2 separate regions of the Homo sapiens genome follow, and region 1 is linked to region 2. A link is a loop called in an ENCODE intact Hi-C map of the cell type or tissue named here. Cell type or tissue: ascending aorta. All regions are shown on one strand. Links, peaks and the distances in the headings refer to the core of each region. The heading gives the core; the rest is flanking DNA. Region 1 has its middle 870 kb from the start of ALCAM. Region 2 holds the start of LOC105374021 (a long non-coding RNA gene).

Region 1 (8,347 bases), core at 167-8,166, 54 kb before region 2:
CCAGCTACTCGGGAGGTTGAGGCAGGAGAATGGCCTGAACCGGGGAGGCGGAGCTTGCAGTGAGCCGAGATTGCGCCACTGCACTCCAGCCTGGGCGACAGAGCAAGACTCGGTTTCAAAAAGAAAAGAAAAGAAAAAAAAAAAGAAAAGAAAAGATAAAAAAGAAATTTCAGGTGATCAACTCCCTTATTTGTTGTGGGCAGGAAGCTCAAATCAAGGAAGCCCCAGCTCATGCAGGAAAACCCTAGCTCCACCGCATAATCAGAATAAAACACCAAAGCCAATCACTTCTTGCTCTAGAAGTTTGTGTTGATTTTCCCAGAAAGCCTCATTATGAGAGCTGAGGCGGGAAGATCGCTTGAGCTCAGGAATTTCAGATCAGCCTAGGTAAAATAGCAAGGCCCCATCTCCAAATAATAATAATAACAATTAAGGAATTAGCCTATTTCTGTCCTCTTGGTACACGTGTGGCATCATCAGTCTTAATATTTGTATCAGTTGTCTATTGATACTGTAACAAATTACCGAACACGTAAACTGACTTTAAAGAGCACAAAGTTATTGTCTTAAGTGTTCTATGTTTTAGAAGTTTCACTGGATGAAAATTCATGTAGTGGCAAGATTAATGAACTTTATGGAGTCTGTGGGAAATAACTAATTGCTTTGCTTTTTCCAGCTTTGAGATATCACTTGTAATCCTAATACGATAGCTTCTTTCTGCAACTTCAAGCCCCCAGTGTTGCATCTTCAAATGTCTTTCTGACTCTGGCCCCTCTCCTTCCATATTCAACTTTATTCTTACATCAAGTCCACACAAATAATCTGGATTATTTTCCCATTTTGAGGTCCGCTGCTTAGCGACCTTAATTCTATTTCCACCTTAATTTTCCTTTATTCTATAAATTAACATATCCGCAGGTTATTAATCCTCAGAATAGATATTCCTTTTTGCCTAGGTGTCCGTAGGGTTTTTAAACTGGCACAATAGTTCACACTTGGCTTTTAATAATTTGGTAAAAGTACAGGCTTTTTTTCTTTTTGCTTTGATGGTTTCTACCTCTTTTTATATTCTCTACCAAAGTTGAAACATTTTATGTGGCTCCATTTCTCCTCAGAGGTGTTTGGTACTCTCTGAAATTCAGTCCCTCTGGCCTCCCTGCAAGCTTAGCTCTCAGATAAGCTCAAAAGTATAATTTTGTAGATTATTCTGCTTTTTCTGGTTTTTAGTATATGGCATTTACTTACAGCCTTTTAAATTTTCTTTTCTTTTATCTTTTTTCTTTTTTCTTTTTTTTTTTTTTTTTGAGTGAGAGTCTTCCTCTGTAGCCCAGGCTGGAGTGCAATGGCGCAATCTCAGCTCACTGCAACCTCCGCCTCCCAGGTTCAAGCCATTCTCCTGCCTCAGCCTCTGGAGTATCTGGGACTACAGGCGCCCGCCACCATACCCTGCTATTTTTATTTATTTATTTATTTAGTTGTATTTTTACTAGAGATGGGGTTTCACCATGTTGGCCAGGCTAGTCTCAAACTCCTGATCTCAGGTGATCCACCCGTCTCAGCCTCCCAAAGTGCTGGAGTTACAGGTGTGAGCCACCATGCCAGCCTTTTAACATTTTAAGTCAAAATGCAACCTATTTACTGCTTAAAATTCCTTTCAGTATTAACATTTGGATCCACACGCAGAATGAGCATGTAATTCAAAGTATTTATAGCTCTGTGACCTCACTCTATGACTAAAACTATGTTTTCTCCTCAAGTAATAATAGCACACATTTATGGAAAAATTAGAAGATCCATGAACAGTGCTAATTGTTTTACATGCATTATTCTCATGTAATCAGCAAATCAACCCTTTGAGGAAGTGGCCTTATGATCCCCATTTATATAAGAATATCCTAAAGTGCCTATAGGCACACAGCTAGATAGAATGTGGCAGAAAAAAAAATCCAAGTTTTAAATTTCATACCTATACCCTTAATTATTAAGTAATAGAGTCCCCATTTAATAATCTATTCTTATGGACAAGTCACAAATGTCTGCCTCATTTTGTAAGTCATGACAAAGCCTAAAGTCAGATTTCTGAAATATGTAATCATACTAGATCTTTCAACAAAGGCGCCATAAATATGTGAATATAGTCTCAATCTTCAGTTACGAAAATAACCCTGGCTCATGTTTTTGTATTCCTCTTTTTAATGGGACCCCTGCCACAAGTTTCAGGTTTATGCCAGATGGTTGTAAATTGAAAAACGAATAAAAGGGGAAATAAAATATCCTTTTCCTTCTGCTCCCTGGCCACAGATATCCAATAAAAACAATAGACAGCAGATTAGTTTTGATAAGTAATTGACTTTTACCAAAGAGTATGTTACCTTAAGAAAAAATCTGACAAAAAAGTTTTATGTGACACTAGGGAATGAGTGTCCTTTTAACAAAGTAAGAGAAAAGGAACTCTAAACAAAGGTAGAACTTCTAATATATATTTCTAGTAATAAAGAGCTCAAATATCCAAATATTATGAATAAATATTAAATTATTTAATAGCTTAATCATATGACTTTTAATATAGCAACACATAATACATGTAAAATGAAAAATGTTATCTGTAAATACACCTGGACATTTTTACTCTTGTAGAAAATTGTTGCTTGACTATGTTTCATACTGCCTCATTTTCATTTTCAGATTTGAATTTTTTTTAGCTCATTTATTTATTCAATAAATATTTACCTCAGTAAACCAACTTTGTGACAGCAGTTTTCCAGGTACTGAGAATAAATCTGTAAATAAAACAACTCAATATTCCTATGCACATGGAGCGTACAAACTAGTAAGGAGAAACAAGCAATCAACAAACAATTTAAATCTATAGCCTGTCATATGGTGATAAAGATTATGGAAAAATTCTAGCAGGGAAGAACATTAAAGAGGGCAAAGGTCAGGGTACCATTGTCAATAGGATGCTCAAAAGAGACCTCACTAACAAAGTGCCATTAGTGTGAAAATCTGAAGGAGAGATAGAATAAATGCATCGGCCAGGTGTGGTGACTCACGCCTGTAATCCCAGCACTTTGGGAGGCCAAGGCAGGCGGATCACGAGATCAGGAGATCTAGACCATCCTAGCTAACACCTTGAAACCCCGTCTCTACTAAAAAAAAATACAAAAAATTAGCTGGGCGTGGTGGCGGGTGCCTGTAGTCCCAGCTACGTGGGAGGCTGAGGCAGGGGAATGGCGTGAATCCGGGAGGCAGGGCTTGCAGTAAGCGGAGATGCGCCACTGCACTCCAGCCGGGGAGACAGAGCGAGACTCTGGCTCAAAATAATGATGATGATGATGATGATGAAAATAATAATAATAATAAATAAATGAATCATGCAGAGATTTGTCTAAAGAGCACTTGAGATTTAGAAAAGGAGCCAGGCAGAATCCATGAGACAGGCACATGCCTGGCAAGGAAGCCAGTATGATTTGGGAGGGAATAGGATGTGAGGTTAGAGAAAAAAGAGAGGGCCAAAGAATGAAAATTCTTGTAGGTGACTTCTTGTAAATTCGTTGGCTTTTATTCTCACAAAGATGGGAAACTATGAGGAGTTTGAGAAGAATGAGAGTATTGGTCTTATATTTTTAAAGGATCACTCTGGCAGTGTTCATTTGAGAATAGACTCCAGTCGGCTAAGAGTAGAAGCTGACACAGTGACAAAGTCTGATGCTTTATTTTTGCAGCTTATATATGCTGGAATTTTATCTTTCCAAGTATTGCCTTATGTTGCTACTTATTTACAGCTGCATAAAATCCTTTTCTACAATGGCATCACATGATGTTCTGTGGTTTTCTTCTGTATTACAATGGATAAAAGAAACGACCCCCTTGAGGAAAGATAAATGACAAAGGTGAGTGGCAAGGTAATTACAGAAAGGTTCCCTCTATGTTTTATAAGCTTTAATTAAGTCCTACAATGTCCTCTAATGCACAAATACTGTTAAACCTATTTTGCAGAGGGTGAAAATGAGGCAAGCTGAAAAGTAACCAATCAAAAAAGTTACAAGATCAGAATTGGTTTTTTCTATGAAAAATATGCTCATCCTTTTTTTATAGATGAAAAACTCGTTTCTATCTCCATCAGTTTTTCTTACTATTTTCTTGATGCTCTGTTTTTGGCTTACAGACTTTCTTTTCCAGGAGAGAATTAGGAAGTAGGGTCATGCGAGGAGCTGAATTGAGCTCCAATAGTCATAACATGGTAGGTGAACTGTTGGAGATTAATTGCTTACTGACACTGTCACTGCTGAGCACTCAGAATGTTTTAGCTTTACTGGTTTCATTAAATGTATAGTAAGAAAATCGTTTGGGCTATTGAAAAATTATTCATATAGCTGAAAGGAAGAGTAAGGATGTGAAGAAGCAAAGTTAGTGGCAAATCCCAGATATTTTAAGGTGTTTCATTGTGAGAGGCAGTTTAATATAAAAGACATGTAAAGAATACTGACTATTGATTCTTTCCAGATTTTGATTCATTTTATAAAACTATTTTGAGGAACATGTCTTTTATGTTGAGATCTGTTTTGTGCACATGGGAGATAAGAACATAACCTAAGGTCATAGTTTAGAGCAGAAGCAAAGAAGTCAGACACCTTGTATTTAAATGTAGCTTCTGCCACTCAGTGTTTGTATTACCTTGTAAACACTACTAAACCTCTTTGTGTCTCATCTCTTCATCTATGAAATGGTAATAATTATAACATCTTACTGAGTTTTGTAAGACATAAATAGATAATATATATTCTTAGGACAAATATAATAAGAGCTCAATAAGTGTTATATGATTGGTATTATTGTCATATTCATTTAGGCATGTCCCTGCCTCAAGTAGTTTGTATTGTATCCTGAACTATAAAAATAAGGCCTTTCAAAGAAAATGTGACGTATGTGATAAAGCAGTTAGTTCTACAGAAGTTCAGAGTAGGAAAGGATGAGTAATGTGGTACAATGGCCACAGAATCATGTAGAAGGCTTTAGTTGTGAGCCAAGCCTTGAAAAAAATGTATTAGAACTGTGGTTCCAACAGATACAGTTCAAGAAGAATGGCTACTCAGGACAGAAGGAACCTGTGTAAAATTGAAACTGCTAAGGTGAGTTTTCATATTTTATAAGAGAGAGATAAAATAAGATCCTATGTTAAGGTATGATTTGACTATGGAGAACACAAGAGGCCACATAGGTGACTTAGAACATTGGAAGCTTTTGAGATCTCACTTTATTTAAGAAGTGCTTACAAAATAAAATGGCAGCAGAGTCCAGGAGAGATGCCTAGTTGCAGTCTGAATGAGCTAGTATGGGGTTGAGTCAATAAAAACCTTCCAATTGTGAGCAGCTAAAACTACAACAAAGGCAGTGGGGCGAAAAAATTGTTTAAGTTTCCCTAAAAAATTACTAAAGAGTATAATGACTGATTAGATATAGAGGGAGACACCGAGGGAAACTGGGATGAGTGACAGTGGCTCCAAAAATTTAGATAAACTGGAAAATGTTGACAGAGACTGGGAAAATATCATGAGTCACTGGAAGAAGGGGGTGAGTTGGATGGATTGGTCAGTTAAAATTTGGAAATGTTAAGATTACTATGACGGAGAGTCAAGTGGAAATTGCCATCCATTGGACTGGAGTTCAGGAAAAGTAAGATAGATATAAAAAATAATATGAAAAAGATATAGAGTTTCTATCACGTATTCAAACTAAAATAGTTTCAGCATGTTTCTAGATAGATTTTTTTTTATTATAACATTCAGAAAAGGATGGAAAAACCAGTTAAGTCTAATTATAACCTATGAACATAGGGGAAAAAACTCGTTGTCACATTAAGCAAGAATTCAAAAAATAACAAACACTTAACCAAAAGTTCTGCACTGTAAAGCCACTTTTCTTCTTTCTCAACCTAACTTGTGTGTATAAACTAAATCAGGCAGCTGAATGGGAGGATCTTTTGAGCCCAGGAGTTCCAGGCTGCAGTGAGCTATAATCGCTATAATCACGTCACTGCACTCCAGCCTGGACAACAGACCAAGACCCGTCTCTTAAAAAACAAACAAACAAAAAAAGTATAGAACGTTTATTTTTAATTTAGCACCAACCATTCTTTCATCTCTTAAGAACCTAAATAGGAACAATTCTAATAAGTAGCTGGGGCTGGAATAATAAATTGCATAAATCTATTTGGAGAATTAACATGGAAAATTACAGTGTCACAGTGATTATTTCCTTATATTTCATTAGTTGCGATCTCCACAGAGTATTTAAATAATTGAATTTGTTACTTTTAAAAATTATTTATTTATTTATTTATTTAATTTATTTATTTTGAGATGGAGCCTTGCCTTGTCACCTAGGCTGGAGTGCAATGATGCAATCTTCGCTCACTGCAACCTCCACCTCCCAGGTTCAAGCGATTCTCCTGCCTCAGCCTCCCAGCTAACCGGCGCCAGTCACCATGAGCAGCTAATTTTTGTATTTTTAGTAGCGGCGGGGTTTCACCCTGTTGGCCAGGCTGGTCTCGAACTCCTGACCTCAGATGATCCACCCGCCTTGGCTTCCCAAAGTGCTGGGATTACAGGCATAAGCCCCCAGGCCTGGCCGAATTTGTTATATTTTAAGAAAGTAGTTCTGCCCTATGGGGCTTTGAAGCAGAGGTGCAGATGAATGGAGGAGATACAGTGCTTTACACTGAATGGATCCAGCCAGCTATGGTTTCCAAGCTCTTGAGCCTGCTCTTTACAGTTTCCTTTAAAATGGTTATATTTGCTCTGGGAAGGTAATGCCAATAATCAAGCTTATTAGATGTGTACATAATTAAAGTTAATAGTCCTTGATAGGTGTCTTGAGGGCCCTTCAATGAGGAAAGGACATGAGATTTCAAGGCATGGGCTTCATAAAATCTCTTTTGGTTACTCAGATACATTCTGTAGTTTCTTTTTGTTTCAGAGTGAATTTGAGGATACTCAGACAATTAGAACATTACTGTGAATACATCCCTAAATTTATTGTTTATTATCATGTAATATACCTTATTAAAATCTCCTTGCAAATTTTCAAATTATTTCTAATGCATATAGAAAATATGGCAGATTTTTAAACATTTAAATTGCCACCAAATTAAGAATGTTAAATTCAATATTGAGAAATAATATGAATTAAAACATGTAAAATTTAAAAACTGTTTCAGACATATCCTGAAGTATTGAAATTTTCCTAAATGTTATGTGAATCCCATTTTTACAGTTAAGAATGCAGGAATTCTATTTTATGCTGATAAAAATCGATTGGAGTTCTCGTACAAAGGTGGTCCCTCCCTTCACAAATTTGGTTGGGAAATTTCAAACACCATTCTGTGAGGAAGCCAGGAAGTATTAACTTCAAACTTTTCAGCCCCATCCCACACACATATCTTCACATGAAGAAACTAAAGCACACAGTTACAGCAGATGTCACATAGCTAACAGTTGTGACCCTGGGATGTAAAATGTGACTTTTATTAAAGGCTGTTTACATATGCCCTTTGATTTTGTCACCATTTGGAATTTTTTACTGGTTAACTTTTTCCAAAGTGTCAGGCTCTTGCTATGGGTTTATTGTCAACTCTCTCCGTGATTTTCCATCCACCTCTTTACTCCCTTCTCTCCTCACTCCTGTACATTTTTATTGATTAACTATATAGAGAATTCAGCTATCTCTTTGTGTTTTCATCATCTTCTGTATATCAGAGTTTAAGCTCACATTCAGTAGTACTTACAAATTTATTTCCAGTTATAAAATGATTTCCTGCCTATGATGAATTCTAGCATTATGTATTAAAATAGCAATTCATATTTTTCTTTTCCCTACAAAATATTTAAGTATAACATCATTCACATTACTTTATCAGGATTCTGGCTAAATACATTGCTTTATATTAGTGCAGTACAGCTCTGGACAAACTGTTTTTTCTCTTTTTAGTATCCTGGAATTTGGGGGAACATGGTTGCTCACAAAATGAGTCTGGTCTTTTGTTTTCTAGATGTCCAATATGCTCAAAAAGCATTGAAATCATTTAAAGTAATATTTAAGCCCATTTATACTGACATTGCCTTAATGAATATGAGAATTCTTTGCATTTTAGCTGAATATCCTCACAGTTTTAATCTACACATTCTAAGACCCGTATAGTATTAAAATTTTCCCATGTGATGAAGCAAGAAAAATAGCTATAAGTGGGAATTATAAAATGCAAGTATGTGGTACTGTCTTGGTCCATTTGTGTTGCTGTAAATGAATACTTGAGGCTGGGTAATTTATAAAGAAAATATATTTATTC
Region 2 (8,347 bases), core at 47-8,046:
ATTAGCCTGTACAGGAAAGAGGTAAACTCCATTAGTAATTTTATAAATTTACAAATAACACCTCTATACTGGAAACATTCAAATTTGCATCTACAACCTTACCATTCTCCTGAGCTCCAGTACTTTATTTCCAACTTCTTCCCAAATATGTGTAGATATTAAAAAGTCAACACGTTAAAAGGCAAAATTTTTTACTTTCAGTTCCACAAAAATTCTTTGCTTCTTTCTCCTGCCTGCACTGCTTGCTTATTATTGTTGTTGTTGTTTTAAAAGAGTACACGTTCTTTTAACAATATTATTATTCTATCAGCCATCAGGAAAAAGAACATTATCACCACCTCCATCCCCCCATCTAATCAATCCTATTCATCTCCATTACTCTCTCCTACTCCAAAGCTTCATTTTCTGTCTTCTGTATACATTGAGAAATCTTCCATATTGCTTTTCCCAGCCAGTCTCTTTCCTTTCAAATATGTTATGAACAACACAGTTAAGTTTCTACATCCCTACTCAAAGTCTCTACTACTTAATATACAAATCGCAGAGTCTTTTACTTGTCATTAGGTTTAATCCCTACCAAGAATCAGCATGGGTTGCTGAAGAAACATGAATGTGGAGAAATTCGTTCAACAACCTAGTAGACGCCAGGGACTAACTACCCTGTGCACGCGAATGTAGCATGAGTTAAACTGAAGTGCCATTTCTCCTTACAAAGCCTATAGTCTGTTGGCAAGCTAATCTGTGTTTTTAATTTTGCTCGCTCATTCCTAGCTGAGTGACTGAACAAATGACTGAATTTCTCGTCTAAGTTGTTTGTTCTATAAAATGATGACTAAGGGGCGTAAGGAAAAGGGAAATATTTACCTCATGAAAGTGTCATTGTGACTTAGGCCTTATATTTATTGAATCCTCATGAAGAAGGTACAATATTACTCCCATTTTACAGATAAGACAATTAAAGTTTGAGGATATCTGGGAGTAGGTATTTAGGAGCTTAATAGCCCGTATACTGTCACTTAGCTAGTAAGTAGAGAAATCAAGATCCAAATCTGTATCTACTTGACTCTAAGCCCACATTTTTAAGTCTCTGTGTTATGGGTCTTGTCACAGGCAACTACCTTGTCATGATGCTATCTTAGCTGGCCTATTAAAAGATAAATTTATTAAAAGCATAAATTACCTGTTGCTAATCTCTATATCCCCAGAACCTCATCTAAGGTCTTGAATATGACAGAAGTCAAATACATACTTACTGAATAAATAAATGTCTGAATGATGGAATGAATTTAAACTTGTAGAATAGAAAGATCTGGGAAAATGTGAGGGGAGGGGGATCTATCAGTTTTTCTGCATGCATCTTCCTCTCTAAGCAGCACAGGCAAAAGTGAAATGGAAGGAAAAAAGAGCTATAGACCACGATGAAGATGATTAAAGAGAGTACAGAGCAGCTGTCAAAGCAAATATCAAGCAACATTAATAACTTTACAGCTCACCATGAGGCTGTCTCAAATATTTTCAAGAAAACAGGATCCTTGCTGTTGTACACAGTAAGTGAGACTAATAATCAAGTGCAGACTCACAGACTCTTTTTCACTGGCCACCATGAGCTGCAGAATTAAAAAAATATTACTAAAAAAGACTCTTAAACTAATGGAAAAATACATGACTCAGAGGAAAATATTATTGCATTCTTGGTATTTTAATTTGGGGCAGAGTTGATAAGAAACAAGATCTACGATGTTCGCCACTTATTATCTAAGTTGTTTGAATAGTCAGACAATATCCCCAAACTTCTGATGCTTATCCAAAAATAACTGTGTTGTGAGTCTTACCAGTAAAATGCTTCGTTACTCCCAGGAACTTATTTTGCCAGTATTTCAATCTATCCAGTAGATTAGAAGGATGATCTATGTGGATAAAAGTGAAAATTTGAAATCAAATGCTAGTATCTGTTCTAAACATGAATTATTTACTTAAAATAGTATTTTTTAAGTGACAGTGATTCTACACATAAGTTTCTTGTGACCTGGTCACAAATTAGGTGCATGGTTTCTTAATTATGGTGTTTATTAAATCTGTTTATTTGCTTATTTACACATTTATTCACTGAGCATAAGCTTTTATGGGTTTTGTTTTGTGACATCTGTGCATCCCTGTATGCAGGTAATAGGAGCCACAAAGAAAACAATAGATTTGGTTTCTAGTCTCATTGAACTAACATTTGCAATTTGTGGGCATTAGGAATAAAAAAGCAAACAGTTTTAATTATGCATTGATTTGGAGATGTGAAAACCCAAATATTATCACTATGCTCAATTTCTACTACTGTTTGATTTTTGGATAGAAAAGATAAGAAAACAGCAAGAGAAAAAGTAGATAAGTGAATAAAAAAATTAAGCTAAGAAAACTTGTAAATTAAGTAAAATAAAAGGGATCATGGCGTAAAGACAAGTTATAGTGGTACTGAACAGTGGCTCCTATGATTCTATAAAAGGTAGAGCAAAATTAAACTGCAATGTGTACACCTTTGATCTTTGTCGGAAGTAATCTTATTTATCTGGTTCTTTCTTATACTTCAAACCTCAACTTAAATGTTGTTCTTCTGAAGAGACTGACTCTAACTCAACTTTCTAAAGAGATCCACTTACAACCATCCAAACAAAGCTACCATCACGTAATTAGTCATTGGTTTTAGTTTTTCACACTAAAATATTTGCCTCATGAAGCTTCAGATACTGCCTTTTATGTTCATCTCTGTATCCCTTGGACCTGGCACATAGTAGGAGCTCAGTAAATAGTTGTTGAATGATAAAAAAATGAATAGAGTTCTAGCCTATTTTTTTCACAAGATGATGTCTGTTTCTAACTGTTAGATTTTTTTTTTTTTCTATTCTATGCTGTGGAGCATGTACTTAAATGTTAGGACATAATATTTATTTTTAGTTTCTGGGTTTCCAAGGACTCAAATATCCTAGGACAGAACCACATATTCCTGTAACTGTAAGGAAGGGTTGTCAAGTTTTTATCTAATATCTTTGCATAGGAAAGTTCTATACCAGCTTTACAACTGTCATTCAGCATATTTACATAACTTTGAGCATACTATATGGAATCCACTTGGTGGTCCTCTCCCCAACTTTGCATTTTTAATGCCAAAATTTACAAAGAAAAAAAAGTTAATTTGTAGAAGGTAGATTAGCAATATGTTCAGAGAAAAAGACCTGGCTTGGATAAAAAGGTACCTCAGAACTCAAGTCTGAATCAACGTAGTTTTGAAATCAGTAATCACTTCAGTAACTAGGAAAGCAAATTACATATTTTTAAAAATCTGAAATGACCAGTAAAAGACTGATGTAACAAAGGATGCTATTAGAGTTTCAGAGACTGTCAAGCTAACAGTTTCAAACACTCCTTAGAAAAATGAAACAGCCAGGCACAGTGACTTACTCCTGTAATCCCAACATTTTGTGAGGCCAAGAAGGGAGAATCAGTTCAGCCCAAGAGTTCAAGATCAGTCTGGGTGACATAGGGAGACCCCAACTCTACAAAAAAAATTTAAAAAATTAACCAGACATCGTGGAGCGCACTTACAGTCCCATCTACTCGGGAGGCTGAGGTAAGAGGATCACTTGCAGCTGGGAGGTCAAGGCTGCAGTGAGCTATGATCACACCACTGCACTCCAGCCTGGGAGACAGTGAGACTGACTAAAAAAAAAAGGAAAAGAAATGAAACTCTCAAGGATTTTTTACCTACCGGTTAGGACCAAAAGAATTAAAGTAAACTGGTTTATTCTGACTTAGCTGATCTTTAACAATATACATCTGAAACAAATTGCTCTGATTTGGTCAACTGAATCTCTTAACATAGATAAAAACTTTTTAACCAGTGATATTTCTTTCAATTTACATTTTTCTTTTTATACATAATGTGGCAGGAAATGGTTAATTTAATGGCTATTCAATTACCTAACTTTAGATGTATGTAAAATGCTAATATGCTAATTCCTAGATCCTTAATCTTCTGCAATAAGATTCACACTAGTGACATGTCTTCTGTTTATTATTTTTGTTTTTTTCAAAACTGCATAATTCAAACATTTGAAATGTCCATCTATGACCTCAAAAGTAAGGATGAAGTAGAAATGTTCACTTGTTTCAAGAGCAAAGAGAAATGAGAGTATATGTTACTTACCAAAAATTTACTTATTGTGTGATAAGTAAATGAAAACACCCTAATTGCTCTTCATATTTAGGGGAAGATAGGATATTATATGTTTTATCAGTTAGCTTTGGAATAATTAAAAGTATAGATCAGAAAAATATATAGTTTATTTGTTTGAAATGGATCATCCCTGAATATACAGCTAATCTAACATATTTGTGATACACATTAGGTAAAAGATTAGTTGTAAGAAGTAATTTGAAAACAGTATCTTATAGGGTTTCAATGAGATTTTTCTGAAAAGGATATTTTATGCATGGACTTGAGCAAACCTGGATACAAAGATGTCAGATTTTATGTCTTTACTAGAGAAAATGATGCCAGTTCAGAAAGGACAGAATATTTTTCTTTAGGATATATTCCTTATTCTCAGAATAAAACAAGAATCTGGGGAATATCTAAACATATTGAAAAAAACTCTTCCTTTTACAGTTTTTGATCTCTGTGAGAACTATCTTACTATTGTTTTTAGTAGCCACAGAAACCAATGTTCCCTTTTTCTTCTTATCTCTTCTCTTAAAAATAACAAAAGACACAACATTAACTTTTGTGGATCATATTTGATTTACCTCTTTCCAGATATCAAAAGGTTGTGAATTTATTTTTTAAATCAATTAAAACTACATGAAAATCCTATCCCTTCTGTTCATATGGTGAGGAATGCCTAAAGCCAAAGGATATGGGGAATATTAGATATGCTTTTCTAAGGAAAAAATAGTAAGACAAAATGGCCTGCCTGAAGTTAACAGTTTATAGATTGCAAAAAGGCACAGACAATTAAAAGATGGAGCTACTTAGGGCAAATTACTTGCAATCAAGCTGCAGCTAAATGAGCTTCTTGATGAGGAAGCCAAATTTATGTTGTTTCAAACCAGGGAGAAACATTAAAGAAGTTGAAAGGTGAGCAAAATGTTAGTACAATTGGATCCAGATAGGTTGATAAGGGAAGCTGTAGAGGCAATTAAAACGCTGCCTCTGAAATACATACACATAGGTACAGACACAGACATACACGCACACAAACCAATACACACAAAACATCCTCAAATAGAAGACTGTATGATTACATACACCTTCAGCCTTCATTTATGTTTTATGTGGATGCCCCTTCTTATCACAAAAACACTGCGGCCTGAGAAGCTCAATCACAGAATATAATCATTTTCCTTTTCAATCTGCAATTTACTACAGACATTTTATTTGAAAATGAGGTATTGTTTAAACTCTAAACCACAGTGTTTTCATTTTTTCCCCTGCCCTAAATTATCCCTTGGCAGCTCTCTGAGTTGATTTTTAAAGAATATGTTTTATAATGAATTCAGAACTTCCACAAAGCACAAAAGCCATGTGAAAGCTTCAAATGTGAAATATCACATTTCTTTCTTTGTTGCTCAATATCCATTTTTGCATTCAGGGCTGTATGCATCAATTTCACTGAAAGCAGGGTATTGTCTACATCTATCTGTCTGAATGAGATGACTTTCAGGACTTTGTAATTTTGAAAAGGTCTTCAAGCCAGGCTATCCTTCATCCCATTTCTGTTGCATTGGAATGTTAGACATAACAAGGTAGACAAAGGAAAGATATAATACAGATCCTTATTGACAGTCAGCAAGTACAAGTATATGTAGAAAGAGATAATTTTCTGCTGGCATTTTCCCTTATCTCGATTCTCTTATCCTTTCATGCATTATGTTTTGCATGAACAGAATCGGAAAAAAATTGACAGCCTTGTATGAAGTACACCAAGAAAGCTTTCTCCTTCAAAGATCTTTTTAGGATATAAAAACTCTCTAAGATTTAGTAACTAAGAAGGACAATAAATGTCCATACTTAGAGCAACAAATAAAAATGTGATTCTGATGCTGACATAGTTTTTTTATAGTTGAAATGTAACCTTGTCAACACTGCCTGGCCAGTTCTGCCATTGAAAAATGGCCCAGGAAAATGCCCAAATGCCAACAGTGGTAGTTATGGATTATTTTCCTATCTGATATTATTCAGCTACATCTGCTGTTTAGTGGAAGCTAAACAGAAAATACTCCATAGGATACTGAGAAAAAATTGGGCATTGAAAATATATTTGTGTCTTTTTTTTCTTCCTGTGAGTTATAAATTTTAAATGGCATATGTAAAGCATTTAGAAAAGGTGTCTCAATATATTGAACATTGGCCAAAGAGGCCTCCAACAGCTAAAGTCATATCACCTGAACGTGATGGGATTTCCAAATTCCCCCTAAATCAGTCTGGTTAGGAGAGCTTAAAGGAAATAGGAATATACATACACAAGAAAAAGTTCATTGTTAACCACCCTATTAACTGTTAACTGCATGCCAAAAATTGGGCATAAGAGTGACTTAAGTCTTAATGACATTTTCAAATATAAGCTTAATAAGGCAAGCCTGCTTTTAAAGATTAGTGAGAAGTAACTGTATTAGTGAATTTTCATACTGCTATAAAGAAATACCCAAGACTGGGTAATTTATGAAGTAAAAGAGGTTTAATGGAATCATGGTTCCACATGGCTGGGGTGGCCTCACAGTCATGACGGAAGGTGAAGGAGGAGCAAAAGCACATCTTACGTGGCAGCAGGCAGGAGAGCGTGTACAGGGAAACTACCCTTTATAGAAACCATTGGATCTCGTGAGACTTATTCACTATATCACAAGAACAGCATGGGAAAAACCCATCCTCATGATTCAGTTGCCTCCCACTAGGTCCCTCCCATGACACATGGAGTATGTGGGAGTTACAATTCAAGATGAGATTTGGGTGGAGACACAGCCAAACCATATCTGTACCTGACCAAGTACCTCTCAAGTTTGAGGCAGCTACATAACCAACAGATGAAGTCTTAGTAAAAGCACAGAACTAGAGTTCAAGTGACCTGGTTTGCACCCTGAGTGCCATCATCATCAAGCATGAAAACCTTATGCAGATCAGTTCACCTTTTTTGGGATGCTTCCTCATTTATAAAATGAAAGATTTTAACTGAGTAATTGCTCAGATTCCTAGAACTGTGTAACTCTAAAAAGATTTCCATAACCCTAGGTTATTTTTTCCTGGTTAACAAATTTTTTGGTTAGACAAAAACAACAATAGCTTATACATCATGTAAATCGTTGTTTCTTTGTGCAGAATTAGGGGCTATATCTACCATAGGAGTAGTTGGCTCAGTGGCTAGGCCCTTGAGTCTGGAGTAAAAGGCTACAGCCGAGACAGTCTCATAGTCATGTGATAAATTGCTTCTGTCTTCTATACTATTAAAGCTCTTAGAAGTTATGGCAAACTACTTATTTCACTCAGGTTTGTATTATATTATGTCAAAACATATCTATCCTTCTCCTATCACTGTGCTACTATAATGTACTTCTTTAGGGACATGACCATGCCGTTTAACTTACATCTCTCTCGCTGTACCAAATAAGACTCCCCTCACAATTTACTCAGTAAATGTTTGTGGAGTAAGATTTTCACTGGCCTCATTTCTCCAACTATCCTGCTTGGCAACTAATCCACAGTCATATAGGCCTCTTTTCACTTCTTTTAGTTTCTTAAATTTGGGCCTCCGCACCCCCACTCCAGCTCATGCTATTTATTCTACTTTTAATGATATACTGCCTGCTCGATTCCCATTCCCAGCTCCAACATTCACACTCTTCATCTTGCCCATCTTTCAGAACTCAGCTTCACTATCTCTTAGGTGACCTTGAATAAGATCTTAATACTTTTCCTTTCCAACAAATAACCCAGTTTTAATTATCTAATTGATTATGATATCACTTATTCATCACTGTGTATCAACTCATCCCAGATTCAATGGCTTCAAACAGAGAAACAAAAAAATACATTTTACTGCTTACATTCAGTAGGTTGGCCAGGTATTACATCAGCTGCTCTCTCCTGGGTTCACTCAACTGGAAGGATGAAAATGGCTTTATTCACATGTCTGGCAGTTGGTGCTTTTGCTGATTGATGGCCTCTCATTCTCCAGTACGTTAGACAAGTTTTCTTATGTTGTAGTCTCAGGACATTATTACAACTGGCAAAAACAGAAACTGTAAGGTGTCTAAAACCTAGGATCCAGAATTTACACACTAAGCTTCTGTCTCATTCTATTAATTA

What was found. Hi-C counts contacts between places; a loop is a spot of excess contacts. Peaks named below come from ENCODE experiments on the same cell type or tissue, not always from the same donor. Only the 100,000 strongest peaks of a DNase experiment are listed, where the experiment ranks them.
Region 1: it touches region 2 in a loop (3-fold over the local background); 3 of 110 quality-filtered maps call a loop at or near these places.

The regions. Positions count from the first base shown.
Region 1 is chr3:104,493,410-104,501,756 of GRCh38, forward strand. No RefSeq gene overlaps it. Among named protein-coding and RNA genes, the nearest start is that of ALCAM, 870 kb to the right of the region's middle. In ascending aorta, for the core only: no CTCF peak of the experiment used is centred there; no DNase peak of the experiment used is centred there; H3K4me3 peaks cover 328 bases; H3K27ac peaks cover 4,675 bases.
Region 2 is chr3:104,547,781-104,556,127 of GRCh38, forward strand. It overlaps LOC105374021 (a long non-coding RNA gene), which reads right to left and starts at 8,293. Exons shown (of 6, transcript XR_007096271.1): 1 at 8,086-8,293; 2 at 1,833-1,907. In ascending aorta, for the core only: no CTCF peak of the experiment used is centred there; no DNase peak of the experiment used is centred there; H3K4me3 peaks cover 773 bases; H3K27ac peaks cover 6,056 bases.